Regions from separate parts of the Homo sapiens genome. Here region 2 is linked to region 1. The links are chromatin loops, found by intact Hi-C in ENCODE. Cell type or tissue: PC-3. All regions are shown on one strand. Each heading gives the region's core, and the rest is flanking DNA. Links, peaks and the distances in the headings are about the cores only.

What was found. Hi-C counts contacts between places; a loop is a spot of excess contacts. Peaks named below come from ENCODE experiments on the same cell type or tissue, not always from the same donor. Only the 100,000 strongest peaks of a DNase experiment are listed, where the experiment ranks them.
Region 2: a loop joins it to region 1, with 21 times the contacts of the local background. A loop is called at or near these places in 11 of 110 quality-filtered maps.

What each region holds. Positions count from the first base shown.
Region 1 is chr14:37,579,926-37,588,792 of GRCh38, reverse strand. No RefSeq gene overlaps it. Among named protein-coding and RNA genes, the nearest start is that of FOXA1, 11 kb to the left of the region's middle. RefSeq lists an enhancer at 54-894. In PC-3, for the core only: no CTCF peak of the experiment used is centred there; DNase peaks (open chromatin) are centred at 2,762, 3,572, 5,862, 8,432 and 3 weaker places; H3K4me3 peaks cover 5,297 bases; H3K27ac peaks cover 7,935 bases.
Region 2 is chr14:36,657,378-36,666,244 of GRCh38, reverse strand. It overlaps PAX9 (paired box 9), which reads right to left and starts at 4,385. Exons shown (of 4, transcript NM_001372076.1): 1 at 4,152-4,385; 2 at 2,722-3,348. The coding sequence starts at 4,155. It overlaps LOC105370455 (a long non-coding RNA gene), which reads left to right and starts at 7,496. Exons shown (of 2, transcript XR_943758.3): 1 at 7,496-7,701. RefSeq lists enhancers at 2,385-2,895, 2,896-3,405, 3,406-3,917, a cis regulatory region at 4,682-5,194 and a promoter at 4,454-5,651. In PC-3, for the core only: no CTCF peak of the experiment used is centred there; DNase peaks (open chromatin) are centred at 3,264 and 4,424; H3K4me3 peaks cover 5,224 bases; H3K27ac peaks cover 4,012 bases.

The DNA.
Region 1 (8,867 bases), core at 501-8,500:
ATATAAAGGCGTGGGCTTGGGCCTCGGAATCCCGCCCCCACTGAATCTAAGATGTTTAACTTCTGTGCTGTCCTCTCTGTGATGTTCCCTTTCTCCTTTTCAACGTATTAGAAACATCAGCGCCTTGCCTTCACCCCACCAAGCTTAAGTTGGCCTTAGCTCTCGCTCTGTTACTTGCCGGAGACATTTTCTAGTTATGCGGGGGACGGGGGCACTTTGGAGACCTGCCTCGGGAGCTGGACCGCGGGGAGCCTGCAGGCCCAGCCCCTGCTTTGTGGGCTTCTCGCAGTTCTCAGACCGCACACTCCGCCACCTCTGGGTGATGCGACCTGCCACCCGCGCGTTAGGACGCGCGCGGGTTGGCGGCCAGGACAGCTGGTTGCCAGGGAAGGCGGACAGAGCAGGACAGCAAGCGTCTCGAGGTGACAAGTGCAGATAGTTCTTCATTGTTTGGGCATTTTCCCTTCCTAGCGAATAAATCTCCTGTTGAGCCCGGGACCTAAAAGTCAACAAAGAAGGCCAGCCGCCTCGTTACGGCTCCTGCGGCCCCGGCGGCCCGCGTTGCCGCGGCTGCTCCCGCTGCGTAATCCCTTCCTCGGAAACCCGGACACACAAACACCCGGGCGCCCGGGCTGGGGCGCCGCGCCCCTGGGTCAGGAAGAAAACATCTGTGGTTCCGAGGGAGTGCGGAGACCCTGCCTGAGGGCGCCGCCTTCCTGCGACCCCCACCCCATCCCCTTTTCGTCTGGGTGTTTCCACATTTCTTCACCTCGCCAGCTCCCGAAGACCAGGGCCGGAAAGGGGCTGCTGACCGTCCCGCCGCGGTGCTCCTGCTCGCTGGTCTTAGGAATTTCGCCCGAGATGGGGGAGGGGTCCCCGGGGAGGGGAGGGAGGGGGCGAAGAGGGGCGAGGAGGGAAAGCCTTCCTCCTGACCCAAGTGTACAGCTCCGGTGGCGCTCGGACCCACCAACGCTACCGAGCAAACATTTTTACAAAAAAGAAAAAAACAAATGTTTTGGGAGTGAGCATAGGACAGGGGAGGGGAGCTGCAATTGTTACTCTCACCTTGCATTTAGGAAGGGCAGGTATGAAACATTTTTAAGGTGACAAAAACAGAACCAAAGATAGGGAAGAAGAAAAGCTCACCAGTTCTATTCAGCAAAAACTAAACAACTCACAGGTGTTCGGAAGTAGAAGGCAGTTCCGTCCATTTTCTACATGATGGCTAATACAGTGTTTACATCAAAGGCAAAATTTAATTTCCATTGTCCCTTTGTGATCCCCCTCATACAGGATAAACTGATGAGAATTATTAGGGAAGGAGGGATTAAAACAAACAAGATCCTAGTAAAGCTCCCAACCTCTGTTTTCATTTTCTGAAGGCTAGATACCTAATTGATTTCACTGAAAGCATAAAAACATTATATTTCTTAGAAGTCTAACAGATTTGAACGAGCCATAACAGAAAAGAAGTCCTGAAGTGATAAAAATGTAAGCCCTTGTTTTGGCATTTTAAAAAATTGGTCTCAATTCCACAAACATGCTTAAGTTTCTTTGCAAAAAACTGCCGAGATCAATACAAATTCCTTCCAATGCTGGCCAAAGTAGAAGACCTGTCACCCAAATTAATTAACCTTTCCTCAAGATCAATTGGTTTTCTGTTGATTTAGCAGTAATATTGTAGAACATTTAGCTATAATGTATTTTAATGTGATCCCTCAATGTCAACAGGAAAAAATTCGTTGAAAAATAAAATAGCTTAAATAAGTTAGTAGACATTTTATACCTTTGTAGGAAATATTTTGCCTTCAAAAATTAAATACCAATTGTTTATTTGAATTGTAATAAAGTGTGTTTTGCAACTAAATGGAGTTAAGAGCATGCCTAATTACTCCAAGATAGTTATATGCAAAAAGATGATTGTTTTAAAGATATCTAGAACTAAATAGGTAATCAAATTATGCTGAAATTTAAAAACAAAATTTTCTCAAACTGAAAGAATCGTTAGAATCAATAGATTCTCATGAGAGTAAGAATGTAAGAAAATGAAATGAAAAAAACATGAATATTTCACAATCTTCCTGTTTATAAATAGAATTGATTTGGAAAGGTAAAGCGTTTCTTAAAGTAGCCACTTACACAAGTTTTATTTTCATGCACGATGTTAGTGTATCCAAATAACATTTAACAACAGATTACCTTAAATCTTGTGTTTTTTCTTCCAAATAGCTAAGTTTGGGGGCATAATAATTCCATTGGTTTTTCTTTTAGCCCCAGCCCAGCATGGTTCTTTGAACTTTGGCCAGCTAGGACTGCAGCCCTCACCTTTTTGTTCTCCACCATCATTTTACCAAGCAATCTGGGGCTGGAAAATACCCATGCCATTCAATTTTAACTTGTAAAATGCATGAATTTTCCTGTTATAAACATTTTAAAACACCTGACAAGGGGGAAATCCTCACTTGCCACCTTTCTTTTTCTATTTAACTTCCTTATTTCTCCAATTATGTTAGCTGTGACTACAGTGTAAGAGCAAAGCACATGGTGAGAGTGAGCACTCCTCCCCCTTGCAGTCCCGGGAAATAAGGAGCCCTCCTTTTTCTGGGTGCCACTCCGTGATCTTTTGGGGTTCTCTATGTTCCAGTCAACCTAAAGGACAGAGGCAAGATATTCTCCCTCAAAATCCAGGAAGGAAAGGGCTTAAGTAGAATCGTGCTCGAATACATCAGAATCCAGGTGGAATGCGGGTCAAGTCACTGGCGAAATCAAGAACCAGGCCAGTGACACCAACGGCAGGCCTGACTCAGAATTTAAGTGTGAGGTTGCCTTGGTTTAACTTTTTACGTCTCTCAACTCCCCTTCAAGATTACACATCAGGGGCTTTTTCTTTTCTCTTTATTTAATTTCTGAAACCAAGGAAAAAAACAACCTGGAAATTCCCCCCAAAGCATTGCTATTGCCTGCAAATTGGGAACAATGAATTAAATTGGAAACCTCCTTAGCCAATCCCCCCGCCCCCCCCCCCAACACACACACACTTTTAAAAAGGAGTACATTTGTTATTCTTTTGCTTGCCTGCTCATATCCCGGGTCAGTTTTCTGGTTTCTCTCTCTTACGCCAAAGATTGTTTTAAAACACAAACAATTTAATGAAAAGACTTTAAGGAGCTCTGCGGCGGTTTGTATCCTTTGTATATTTAATTTTAAGGGCCCATTATGCACCAGGGAGGAAGTAGGCGCCCTCCTAGTCCCGTGCTCCTGGAAAGCGGAATTTCTTTGCATGATTCAGGTGACTAGGATATTATTGGAACGTTCCCCTAGCTCTGGGTCCCACTTGGGGGCTTTGTGCTTCACTACCGCAGTCCAGCTATACACCCGTAACCCAACAGCGGCTCAACCCTGGGCGCCAACTACCGCTGCGTCCTCCGCCGCTTTTCGCAGGTGGAGGCCGATTCATGAGCTCAAGCCGCAATGAGCCGTATTGTAGCGCAGGGCCTCGTCCAGGTTTCCTCGCCTCTCCCAGGAGTCACACCGCCTTCTGCTGACACGCGCTTCCTTTGTGTCATGCCTGGCTAATATATTAATGGGGCGGATAACCCGGATCCTTAGCGGAGGGGAGGAGGGGGTTGGAGATGGGGAGGGCAGGGAAGGGAACCGAACAGCTCTGGTTGCTGACCCTTGGGCCAAAGAGCCCTGGGGCGGACCAGGAGTGGGGGAGCGAATCGAGGTGGGGAAAGTTCACATTGGGGGCACTGAAAGTAAACTTAAATGCCTGAAACAAGTTTTAGAAAAGGTGACCTGATGCTAATGCTCGGTCCTGGGCACAAACTGCGCAGCCAGACGCCGCGGACGCCGGAGAAACTGCCCCTCTGGCGGAGCGGGCCGCGCTCCTGCAGCGAAGTGTCCGCCCCCACTACCCCACCCCGGGCCGAGAGCTCCGCCGCGCTGCGCTATGTGCGGAGTCACGGGTGAAAAGTCCTAACTACGTGTCGCACGAAGGCCTCTTGACGAGTGCACACCTTCACGGACTCAGACTCATTAATCTCTAGCTGAGCCAGTTACCTTAGATGCTGGGTTCCAGTGCTTAAAAATAAAGACCAGCCCGCTCCTTGCCCTCAAGGAGAAGCCAGCTTTTCCCACCCTCACCCCCAAAGAATTGTGCGGCCTCCCAGTCGGACTCATCAGCCACACAGGTGGATCTCCTGCGCTACGCCAGGTGGGCGGGAGGAACGGCAGATCCCTGGCCGGAGGCCTGAAGCCCAAAGGTCCCCGCCGCCGGGTGCCGGCCTCATTCCAGCCCCGGCCTCCCGGGCGGAACCCCCTCCCCACCGGGCCCTGGGCCCCACCCGCCAGACGGTGCCCGGGTGCCCCGAGACATATGCTGCCCGCAGGCCGCGCGGCCCGACGGAGTGCTCACTGCCGAGGCGGTTCTCAGCCCATCAAAAGCCCAGGCTTTCTTCAGCCGTATGGGCCGCGAGGTGAACAACAATGCCCGGGCCCCTTCACTTCAAAAGCAGCGATCAGGGGAAAGGCTCCCCCAGAGAATTTTTTTTTCCCCTCAGCCTTTCATTCCTGGTTTGAAAAAAAAAAAAAAAAAGGCATCAGCAACTCCAGGCCCCGGGCGAGCCTAATGCCCTTTGATGGGGATTGAATTCATTATCTCCAATAACACAATTGTGCTTGGCCAACGAAAAGAGCAAAGCAGGGCTCTATCCCGCCGGAGGGGCCCGGCCGGGCGGGGCTGGCAGGCGAGCAGTGCTCCTGGGGACCCGCACACAGGCGCAGTCCTGGCCCGCCCGGCCCGCTGCGACGCCCCCTGGGCTCGGGGGGGCGCGGGCACGCCCGAGGCTGCAGGACCAGTGGCGCCGCCCGCCAGGACCGGGCGAGGAGGGGCGGGACGGCTCTCTTGTCTGATTTATTTTTCGTTTCTCCCTTCGCAACCATCCCCCGAGGGCTGCCCCCGCAGAATGGGTATTTACTCTCCTCCCTCCCGGCCTCCAGCTGGGAAGCCATCCCTGGTGCCCGGGGCGCGCTGGGCAGAAGGGCCGCCCTGCGCCCCTGGCTGAGCACGCAGGGCTCTCAGCATCCCGGCCGCGCCGCCCAACCCCGGCGCGGAGCTGGCTGTACCCGCAACCTGGCAAGGAAAAACTGGGCCCCCTCTCGCTTCCACGCCAGCCATTGCGGAAAAGCGCCCCAGGAACCTGGGCGGGGACCGCGGGACACCAGGTCCCGCCCCCGGGTGCAGGGATCTGGACGCGGGGCTTGATGCCTGGTCCCCTCGGCTTCCGGGCCTGTGGACACTGCCTGGGACCGCCACCTGACACGAATGTCGCCTCCTCCCGGGTTTCACCGCCATCCCTGCCCTTTCAGCCACCTCCAGCCCCCGCCTTCTCTGCCCTCTTGATTGTACGGAGGTGGAGGTGAAAACCCACTAAGACACTGCGGGTCTTGACCTCGTGTGTGTGTGTGTGTGTGTGTGTGTGTGTGTGTGTGTGAGAGAGAGAGAGAGAGACAGAGAGAGAGAGAGAGAGAGAGAGGAGAGGGGGGAGAGGGAGAGAGAGAGAAGAGGGAAAGAGAGAGATTATATTTTGAATTTCTCAGACTCATGATCAAAGAAGACTTCATAGCCTGTTGTCTTATTAAATTGCAGTTCAAGGCATTACTGAGATGCTTCCTACACAACCTTACTCCCCCTCTTCACCCCCATTACTGGGGAAAGTTCGGACTGAAGTTTTATTTCAGTCAGATAAATAATAATAATAATAACAATTTAAAGTACTTTAAACAAACAGAAGACTTATTGAAATGCTCTGCGGTAGTAACTGTGGATTGGTCGTTCCTCACTAATGAGTCATGACTATCCCAACCTCCAAGCAATGGACTCTTCACCTTTCTCTTCAGAGAATTAGAGCCAGCACACACATGCTGTAGGAGGTATATAGACAGGTAGATAGCTATATATATATATTCACACAAATTGATATAGCGACTTAGAGGAGCATCCACAAGAACTTCCTATCTATACAACTGTCCTGAAAGCAAGGAAGCAAGAAATTGAGTAATATGCTGATTTGAGGTCAACCGAGAGAAGTGTTTCAGATTTGACTTTCAGAGAGGCATTATTTTCATCAGGAGATACAGGGATTAATTATTTAATTCTCTTCAGCATAGAGTAACCTTTACAAATTTAACCCATTGACTCTGACTACAACCTTCAATGTTTAGGCCTCAGCACTGGGGGTTCCTCTCCAGTACGTAAGATTAAAAGACTTCAGTTCTTGGCTCCAGGCTTTCTTTCTTCCCCTTTGTCTTATAGAGCAGCATCCTGAATGTAATTTATATTAAAATATATATTGACTTTTGTGAAGTCTTTTTAGTTTTCATTTACCTCAGAAAGGATGTAAAACATTTACCTTGCAGATATTTTGAGTGTCTAATAAAGAAGTGTATGGGAAATTCTATTCTTTAGATGAGTTTTAAACTCTGGATTCTACAGGTTGTCAAAAAATGAATGAATTCTCTTTTGGACCCTTAGCCTATTTTTTATTAACTTATTAAAAATAGGTTTGAATCTTGGTGGCTGGTTCATTTACATTGTGGTGACTTACTTCAGTCACCTTTTATAAAATCTCTTTTGCAACATCAAGTGGAGGTTTAATCTTTGTCTTGAATTGTGCCACACATATCCCACACCTGGTGGACTGCTGCGCTTCCTTTGCATATTCATTGTCACATGCTTAGAAATACTGGGAAGAGAAAGATGTTTATACAGGGTAAAGATGAATTAGATTTTACATATTAACAATTTGAATAAGAGTTTAACATAATATGTATAATCAGAATAAGTTATATGTAGGTATAGCTATTTAAGAATTAATTTTTATGATATTTTGAGGACTTCAGAGGACTCAGGACCCAGGGTAAGAACTATTCCCTGCATAACAATATGTTCAAAACAACCACCACAAAAGCTTTAGTTCTGACATATAGTCTACCTGACCACAGAAGATAGAGGACAGGCCTGTGTTTTATCACATAAACAATTTATCTAGTGTCTGAGCACACATAAAGGATTATGTGGCTTCAGGTGAGCAGGGCCCCATAGGATGGATGAATTACTAAACAAAAGATACTATTATTTTCATGTAGATGTCTTAGGCCATGGAACAGAATTAGGAAGGAAGAAGAGGTGAAGCATTTCAACAGAAATGAAAATTCAGTATTCTCTAAAGTGCAACCCCAATGCCCATTTCAGCCTTGAATCATGAATCATGAAGCCACGGAAAATGGTGATGGAAAAGACTCTTTATGTCTTCTAGTTCACTCATCTTAAAGATTATTCTCCTCAGAATATTCCCAAGCCATGGTTTGAATAGATTTAAATGTCAAGAATTGAAGGACTCCCTTCCACTTCCTGAGTTTCTTGGAGAAATTATATTCATGGTGCAAAACATTTTGCCAACTGAGTATTTTCTTGGTTATTTATTAAGGTAAAATTGTCTTGCATTTTAAATATGCCTCTTTGAGGATCCATTTTTATTAGCTCTCAAACCTGTTTCAGATACCTGAATGCTTGTCTCTTCATTTATTCAGCCAGTCTATACACACTTACTTTATTTAGTTCCTACATAAGATTGATCCAAATAAAGTGCCCAGGTGGGAAACTTCCTTTAATATGTATTAAGCATTTGATTTTCTATTCTTAATACTGAGAGGGAAATAATAAATTTAAATCTCCAAATTCCTTTGAATGATACCAGCATTATAAATGTGAGACTTGATCCATTTGTGAGATGTCACCCAAATGCTAAGTCATGAAGCCTCTTTGCCTTTTAAGTATAATTTATGATAAGACATTACAGGACCTCAACTTCTTAAAATATGGTAAATTCTTAAATTAAAAGAAAGAAAAACTAGAAACCAATTGGGAGTTGGTTCATTGAGAATACTGTTCTTACTGGAGAGATTTCAGAGTGTTTGTTCCTTGTGACCCAGAGGTTTACATGTGTCCTATCAGGAATATATTATGTCAGAGTTTTCAACAGCAAATAGGCCAAGGCAGTTCATTATAAAACTTCCAAAGAGAAGTAAAACTTTTATATTTCAATTGCAGAGATTCAGAAGCTGGATCTGGAGCACTGCATTATGATTTGGCATCCTAGACTCAAAACCAGACTCTGGGCTCCCAATGCGCCAAAGGAGTAGCCCGCCCTCTGGACAGTGAAAAGCCAGGCCTAGGCTTAACCCTTGAGTCTGCACCTGTCTTTTACACTTCAGCATTTCCACTGAGTCAGGCAATTCGGAAGGAAATGCTCCTTTAGTTTGACAGATAATTCACTTTAGAAGTATAACCATAGCAAGAACAGACTGTGAGGTAAGCAGAGAGAGAGGAAATGAGAAATATTGAGAAATGATCTCCACTGCATTCCATTCACCTATCTCATCTTATAAAATAGAATAGGTGAACAAGGAGAATGGGAATTGTAAGCAAAATGAAAGACTGTAAGGTCTCTGATGAGTCAAAGAGTGACATTGAGAAGTTGTGTAATAATAGTATAATTTATATACATCCATTGAATACAAGATTGCACAGATATCAGCTTTCTTCCAGTTTGCTACGGGGTATTGAGAGGGGAAAGTTCTATCCAATTCTTGATGATTCATATGATATAGCAAGTGACAGTGTTGAGTTTTATTTAATTCCCTGTACAATGATTACTACCTTAAAATATCCAAAGAGCCTTCTTAAATAAAGTAAGGTCTGCTTTTTTTTTCAGGATTTGTAGTAAACACATATTTTAAAGTCTTATGTTCACTTACAGTTGTTACCAGGTGATGCTGTTTGTGGAATAACCTGAGATTTTAAC
Region 2 (8,867 bases), core at 507-8,506, 920 kb after region 1:
ATTCTCTGACCCACGCCTGAGGGAAGACACTTTTTTCTTTTTCAACCGGTTTTTGATTTCCCTTCGCCCCTTTGCTCTCCCAGGGCAAAGGAGTGGAAGAAACCTAAATCGGAGAAGGAACCCTTAAGGCTGCACGTGCCGTTCTCCACCTCCTCATTCTTAACCCAAGGCCGACTGGGGGTTGACAACAATTTGGCAGTGGGGCTGGCTGAAAAGAAAGAGAGGAGCGTCTGACCTAAGGGTGCCTGCACTGGTGCTCACTGCACTGTGGGGATCTGGTACTTATGTCAATAGAGAACAAAAAGACCTGCACTGTCCTTTGCAAACAAATAACTAAATTATTCCCACGATACAGTGCAAAATATACATGCACAGATTTCTGCTTTGTGTGTGCATAGGGCTCCCCTTGATACACTACCTCTACACATTACATATGTGATATGTGCATATGACTTAAAAATAAATCTTGCAATTACCACTATACATGCCATGGGTGTTAGTGGCAGGGTTTTCCTGAAAGAGTTTAAAAAATGTATATACAAGAAAGAGAAAATGAAATAGGTTAAGAAAATGAAAGTAAAATTAAGTGTTAAGGTGTAATGCCATCAGTTATTCTTTCTGTTCTTGGTGGAGATGCAAAGAAAATTGTATGGTGTAAAGTAATTACTATAATACCTGGGGTTGAGAATATTGAATTATTGGCATTTTTCAGTGACCAGGTATAGTTTCAAAGAGATATGTGAAGGCTACAAACAATGTATGTTTGTCTTTGGGTCCTATGGGTGGAGGAGTGGTTTGGCAAAGCCATTGTAACTTGATTTTAAACACTTCCATCTAACACAGTGCTTTAAAAGAGTGAGCATTTTTGTAGAAATGATCATTTTTATAATCACAAATGTGTCACAAACTGGGTTGTTTAAAGCTGGCATCCAAAATCACAATAATATCTGAAAGGAAAAGTTGCTCCTTTCCATTCTCCAATACTTTCCCAACTGACATTTGCTCTGATGGTAGGATCCCTAGGCAGGAAAAGTTTTCTTTTAAACTCTGTCAGCCTTTTTTTTTTTTTTTTTTTTTCACTATGTCTCCTCCTCTACCACCCCCAAGAATTAGATTGAGTCCCATTTGCACCAGGAAACTGTGTTTTGGTCCAGAACTGCCTGTCTGTCTTTGCCTTCCCAGACAAAAGGCAGTCGGTGGGCACAAGCTTGAAGTTATCTTAAGAAATTGAGATCCCCCTGTGAGCCCCCATTTCTGCTGATCTCACACTTTCCCATGAACAGGGGCTTCCTTTAAATGTCAGTGAGGTCAGTTTATCCTATAAATCAAGGGCAAACTCTCTCCAACTATGGCTCCAAGTAGCTCCAAATAAGACAAAACTGGGCTCTTGTAAACTTGCAGTCAGAAAACAAGAAGATGAGAAATCAGAGCCCTGCTTTAATTACTTAAAAAGATAATTGTGCCAATGTGGTGGCAACCAAGAAAGGCAGGAAGTAATTAAAGAAACTATTTCCCCCTTTCCTATTTAATTTTTCCTCTACACTTTTAAAACTTTAGGCTGAGAAATTAAGAAAGTGGACTATCTACACATTATTTAAATTCTGCATCTAGGTCATTCAGACTTTCTTTTCTCCCTACCAAGAAAAAAGTTAACGCCTTAAAAAAAAAAAAAAAAACTCAGTAAAAGAAAACAAACTCAGGTCTCCTGCGGAAGCCGGACTGGGCAGGAGGGCTCGGGGAATCCTTCTGACAAGGCAGAAAGGACGCTTAGGACTAGGCAAGGTCAGGGGTGAGAAAGGAAAGAAACAGTGGGGTGGCACTGCTTAAAACATGCAGGAACTAGATAGATATCCACTTGCATTCTCGGGGACCCGGGGACCCGGGGACCCCAAAGGAAAGTGGCAGGCTCAGGGAAAACTGAAAAGAACAGTAAAAGGACAGCATGGAATTGCCTGCATTTTATCTCCATCACTGCAGTGGCTGATGCCACTTCCCTTCCTAAGATATATACAGTGAAGTCTGTTAAGTTAGAAAGTGAATGGAGAGAGAAAGAGAGAGAGAGAGAATGTGAATATGACTTCGTCTGGGAATGAGTTACATGCAAGTTACTAGTAGTAACTTCGGGACCTCCATTTCCGAGGAAAATGAAGTGAAGCATAAGAACGAAACCAATTAGGTGACATTTGAACTTCCTGCCTGAGCAAATTTGGCCTGATTACCAGAATCGGAGAATACTTCAATTTCCAAGGCGTGCTGGACTCCTCCCGGCCAGACTTCTCCCGGCCGTAGTGATCCCCAAGCAAGCTGCTCTGCCCACAGCGGAGTCTGCAGCCGGCAGCCCCAAGCAGGCTCGGGCCTCCCGGGCTGCGCCCCAAGTCCAGCCCCGGCCGCACTCTCCAAGTGAGCAAGCCGGGCTGAGGCTGCCTCGGCGCGAGAGGCGGGGGAGGGTGGAAAATGCGAACCATGTGTTGGGGATGGGGGGATGTTATGGGTCTGGTAGTTTGAGATGAGGCAGAAGACTGTGTGTGGCAAGGAAACCAGGGGCATGAGTTTCAAGTTAATGAGATCAGAACACCCCCTAGGAAGACTCCTTACGTTTCCAAAGGAAAAAGCCTCAGGTGGTGGGAAAGACAGTGTCCCTGAGGCTGCAGATACTGGGACCTCCGCGAGAGTGCGGGGGCAGACGCTGCACATCCACACGCCCAGCCTCTGAGCCCCTACCTTGGTCGGTGATGGAGCGGATGCCCAGGATGTCGGTGACGGAGTGCGAGGAGGGCCAGGTGCGCGGCATGGCCACCGAACCGGGGATGGCAGGCACCCCGGGTGGCGTGGGCACCTTGGCGGCCGCCGCCGTGATAGGGCTGGGGTACGAGTAGATGTGGTTGTAGGGCAGCGCTGGCTGCGGCGTCGGCTGGTGCTGCTTGTATGAGTCGTAATGACCCTGCTGGGCCAAGTTGCCGATCTTGTTGCGCAGAATGCGGCTGATGGAGCTCACGGAGGGCACATTGTACTTGTCGCACACGCCGTCCGCCAGCAGGCGGTCCCGGATCTCCCAGGCGAAGATGCCGGGGTCTCTCTGCTTGTAGGTCCGGATGTGTTTCACCACGGTGGGGGTAGTGACCCGGGGCTTGCTGCCCCCGATGGCTCCTGGCAAGATCGAGCCCGTCTCGTTGTATCGCGCCAGGATCTTGCTGACGCAGCCGTGCGAGACCCGTAGCTGGCGGCTGATGTCACACGGTCGGATGCCCAGTTGGGCCAGTTCCACGATGCGAAGCCGGATGGCGTTGGGCAGCGGCCTCCCGTTCACGAACACTCCTCCCAGCTGGTTCACCTCCCCGAAGGCTGGCTCTGCAAAATGAACACACAGCGCGCAGGGACGCGCACCCGCTGCTTGGGACAGCTGCCTGCCACTGGGCCTCCCTACGCATCCGGGGACTGGGCGAACGCACCCGTCCCCTACTAACTACTGGGGCTGTCCCCAAACCATATGGTCCCTGAACATAGCCGAACGGCCCCAAACCGTCACTGTCCAATCGGACCCCCTCCCTCATTCCTGCCGTGCCGGAGGCCCCTACGGCCAAGTAAAGTGGTGAGATGCCGGGCCTCTCCGAGCGTTCAAAAGTCTCCCGAAGCAGGGGGAGAAATCGGTCTTGACGCCTGAACGTGCTCCTTCTCGCCTGCTCCTCACTAAAGTCCTTGAGCCGCTCCCTCTCTCCACCCATCCCATCCCCAGCGTTCCTTCTGGAGACCCGGCCAGTTAAACAAAGTCTAGGGGAAGCTAGAGGGTGTTTTATTTGTTGTTGTTTGTTTTCTTTTCTTTTCTTTTCCTGTTTTGTTTGCATGTGTGCGCGCGTGTGAAACAAAACTTGGTTTGCTACTCGGGCTGAGGGGCTCGCTGATGCCACAGCTCCCTTCTCTTAAAATCAGAAAATGGCATCAACAGCCACCCAGTAGCCAGCGTTCACATTGAACTGCTGTGCGCCGCTGACCCTTAGCGTGTTCCTACAACTTGTAGGAACACGAGCAAAGTCAATAGAGAATGTGAGCGCCTAGTGGCGCGCGCCCTCGCGCTCCCTCCCTCCCTCCCTCCCTTGCCCGCTCGCTCCCTCCCTCCCTTCCCGGCTCTGACAGAGTCCCCCGCCGCCACTCACCCATTGCTCCGAGCAGTACACCAACCCGGCCCCAGTTCCGCACTCCCAGACAGAAACTTTCCGCACCGCCTCAGTGGCCCGGCCTGTTGCTATCCCGGCCGACCGCCGGCGCCTCCGCTTCTTCCCAGGAGGAGGAGGCGAGAGGGCAAAAGGAAGAAGTAAAAGGAAGTCTGTGCCCCGATGAAAGAGGCTTGAGTTCTGCATTTCAATCTAAGCAGCAACGTGGGCTGGGCTGAGCAGGGCAGGGCGGCTCCGTCTATCACTCACTGGGGACACGCCCTAAAAGGGGCGGGTCCGAGGGCAAGCTGCATGGTGATTGGTGCGGGTCGGTGAGCGACAGCGCAGTCCAGGAAACTCCTTCCGCTGTCTCTTTCAGGCTAGCTCCCCACCTGGGTGACTAAATACAATGAAAATGGGTGTTTGACATCTTCCCAGAAGCGGCACAAAAAGACAGCAAAATCAGGCTGGTAAAATGCTGAATAAACAAATGAAAGCGTTTGGTCTGAATGTGAATGACTCGAAGGGAGAAGGGGCCCGAGGAGACCTCCTCCGGGGAACGATGGACATCTCAGAATTGAAGTTAAGGCTATAGGTGGGAGGCGGGCGCCACCGTGCACAGGGGTGAGGGAGTTGTCTTAGCAAAATCTGTCATGCGGGCCTCTGGGGACTGTCAGGAGAGGATCTGTGTCACCTGCCGATTCTACCTCACTTCAGTCCATGCCAGGTGGCGAGAGCGCAGGTGTGAGAAGATAGGCCGGCCAAAGAAACCAGGAGGTTGCGGGGAGCCCGAGCCACAGGTGGGGGCCACTGTTAAGGCCAGGGAGGTTCCTCCTACCGCCAGCTTCCTGCGGCGACCCCCCAGTCCAGGTGGACCGGCCAACCACTAGCCACACAGGCTCGAGGCACGGGCCACGCCGTGTGCGGGGAACTGAACCACAGGCGGCTAACGCTAGCGCACAGCCCCAAGTCGACCAATTGCCAGTGCGTGGGGCACTCACTACGGAGCCCAAGGCTCTGCCACATTCAGCCACTGTCCTGGGCCCCTGGCCCTCGGTGGCAGCGTTTGTGAGGGTTCTCCAAACCAGCGAGCCCTCTCGAAAGAGTTTTGTTTAAATATGAAAGAGACTTAGTCCCAAGACAGTGGACACCGACGCTGCACATGGATGTAATTCCCTCGTCTTCCATTAAGCTCCAGAGGCCCTGTCGTTCTGCCTACTTCTGAATTTTCACTTTTATTCACTGTAAGTCTAATCTAAAGTGTACCGTATGCTTTTTTGCAGCCAAAGTTATTAATATTTGCAGTTAGGGTTGTGGAGAATGTGAATCAAAATAATAAACAAGAAGAGAAATATTTTCGTGAATTTGGGAGTTTGTACTGCTTGGGGTCGTGAACTCTGTTACTGCTACTTGACAATCCAGAAGGCTCCTTGTGCACACAGGATTCAGGCTGCTTCCCCAACAGTCCCCAGGGATGTGTGTGGCTGCGGTCTACACCCAGAGAAGCTGACTGGTCCCAGATCTCAGGTCAGTAAGTTGCAAGAACCCAGGAAAAAACTATGATCAGCCATGCTTCTGCAAAGGAACAGATCTCCAGATTCCCACTTCTATGGTTAGGATGCACTCTAAATTCAAAATTACCTAACAGAATGGAGGATGTGAAAGGTAAAGATGAACTAAAACACCACTCTTTAGAATCGGAATCTTGGGGGAAATCCCACAACTAGACATACTTGAACTTGTCCCTTTTTGTTGGTTGGTTTCAAATGTTTAAAATCTTCTTGAAGTTTGACTTGATAGCAATTTCAGCCTGGTCTGACCTCCAATACCTGTTGGGTGACATCGTGTGGCACCGCCTGGCATTTTTACACAAGGAGAGCCTTCGGAAATCTAAAGATTTTAGAAGCAGCAGCTCCTTCTTAAGGCTGGTAGATAAATTAGTTGAGACTTTGCCGCATCGTAGGGGAGCTTATGACTCTGCCTTAGGCTTGCGGGAGGGAATGAACATGCCCGGCAACTTGACCAGGAAGGAATCCTCCTCCCCCCTCACAGACAGGCAGTGAGTATCGACCTCTGCGCCAAATCTGCTCTACTTCCGTGCACCCAGGGAAAATTTGCAGTCTGCAGGGCTGCTAGGCGGGTACAAGGATGTTCGCATACGAACAGGCAAGACCTCATGTCCCGCGGGGGGTCTGGGGACTCTGCGAGAGCTTTAGCAGTTCTGCAGCACCAGCCTAGACTGGTTCAGAAACTGATATGGTTTAGAGCTCTGGTTATATGGAGGTAACATACAACTCCCTCTTGTTCCTACCAACTCCTTCAGCTGCCACACATCTTCCCAGTTCTCACATAGGTTCAATGCCATCTCTCCCTTTCCACCTGCTGAACTTGGCTGTGACCATGTGGCCTCAGCTGCTGCGGATCCCCTGGGCGTGCCAGGGGTAGCAACTCAGTGGGCAGGGGGCCTGTCCGCAGCTCTGGCGGCTCCCCGCAGGCCCCACTCATGCCGGCGGTTGCAGGTACTGGGTGCTCTTGGCATTCTCAAGAGCGCAGGAAGAGTCAATTTTAGGTGTTTTGGGCCACTAAGTATCCGCGGCAAGCCGAAGACCCCGCTCTGGGAGCAAGAGAAGCCGAAGCTGCAGACAGGGTCAGCGGGATCCCAGCAGAAGAGGGTGATGCTGAAGCCTTCCCGGGGCGCGGACCGAGTGCTAGGGCGAGGTAGTCAGCGACCCGCTGAGACCGACCGAGAGACGACGGATCTGAGGCAGAGAAAGAGGATGAAGGAAGGAAAAGAGAGAACACTAAGGTCTGGTCAGTCCCGATGAATGTAAGGATGCAGGACCTAGAACAAGAACAAGGGTCAGCTGGAGTCTGCCGCCTGGTTACACTGCTCACTCTGGACTCAGAAGATCTCAAAGAGATCGGAAGAATTTCGACTAAAAGGAGAAATTTAAGACCAAAACCAAAACACCAGTAAGGCCTGCAGCTGGCTCAGGCCAGGGAGAAGCCAAAAAGCCTTTCCCTAGCCGCGTCGAGGCCTCCTCCGAGGGGCGACTCGCTCTCTGGATAAATATTTACTCAGTGGGAGACTGGAAGCCGGGCCGAGAGTGTGAAGGAGGGGGCTACACTGGGTGGGAGGAACCAGTACACTCGGCGCTGGCCGGATCCTTGTGTACACCCGCCCAAGGGGAGCAGGGGCCGGGGACTCTGGGGGCGACTCGGCCCAGGCGTGTGGCTGGGGAAGCTTTAGACCCCAGCATCGGATCGACCGGACTCCGCCCTGCCCTCGCGGACCCCAGCCAGATGCTGTGAAGTCTCCATAAATCTGTCAGCCGTCCCAGTGCCGCGGGCAGTCACCTGCGGCGCCCCCTTCCCGGCGCTAGAGCGGCCCGCGGAGAGACGCGGAGAAGCAACGGGAATCTAGCCCGGCAGACTGTACCCGAGGGCTGCCGAAGTCAGACCCAAGCACTACAGGTTGTGCGGAACGCGAGGACCCCTCCCTGTATCCCCAACCTGGACCGACCCCCGGAAGCCTGCTCCTCCGGGTCTACAGGTCAGTGATGACTGTGGATGGGAGGATAGGGCGAGAGTTGGGGGTGCGTATGCACGGGAGAGAGGTTGTTCTATTCCGAGTTGCAGTTATGACAAGCAGAGCTAGCAGAAAATATTAAGGAGCTGATTCCTCCAACTTGCCCCCTGCTGGGGACAGGACCCCCCCCCCCCAAGCGAGGCCCAGGCGACGGTGCCCGCCTCTTGTCCACTCGGAGGAGTTGCAGGGATTGTAAGACAGCCAGAGTCCGAGGTCCGGGACTGGGATTTTCATAGTGCATTGACTTCTAGCCGTCTGGGGGCAAATGCAGTAAAGGCAAGACCCTTCAGGGTCAGTTGGGGCATTGCGCGCGGTGCAGAGAGAAAAACAAGCCCAGCTTCTCCAGAACTCGGCCCTCTGCTATGTCCCCGTCTTGCAGGGTAAGCGGCCAGCTGAGTTTCCCTGAAACTGCAGCGGCAAGTGACAGCCAGAAGCTCGCCCCGCGCCCAGGGCGAGGGAGGGTCCGCCCTGGACCGCTGGCCCCTGCAGGATCTGCGCTGCGGGAGGGGATGGCGGCTAAAAGGAGCAGTCGCGGGGATTGGGGATGGAGACAGCCCTCAGGGGTCCTCTGGTGGGAGAGGAGGACAGGAGGCGCCCGCACACTGACCTGCGGCCTGGACTTGGAGGGACTGCGGACGCGCTAGCCCAAGGAGAAGCCGCAAGCGCACGGAGAGGAGCAGAGCTCGGCCGGAAGATGCTCGGAGAATAGCCCGGCAGCCTCTCCACCTTCTCATCAAGGAGCCTCACGGTTCAAGAGTCTCTCCGCGGCTCCACTAGGTAGCTAGAATGGCAGCGGGTTGGGTCGGGCCCGAGCTCGGAAATGCGTCCCGGCGTTCTGCGGTCCGACAGCGACACGACCGGAGCCCTGCGGGAGGTGGGATCAGCCCCACGGGCTGCGAGCGCTCGTCGCCCGCTTTCTCCTTGCGAGAGCAGGGGAGGGGCCTGTTGCTGTCTGAAACCCGCTTTTAATTCTCCGCCTGCCTGTTTCCGATCACCCGGGGTTGGTTTTTCTGTTTGCTCACTCCTTCTATTACAATAAAAACAATCGACATTTCTTTTCAGTTTCCCCATATTAGCGTCACTCAGTAATTGTTCCCCACCCCCCCTTACCCCACGCGTTGAAGGCGAGC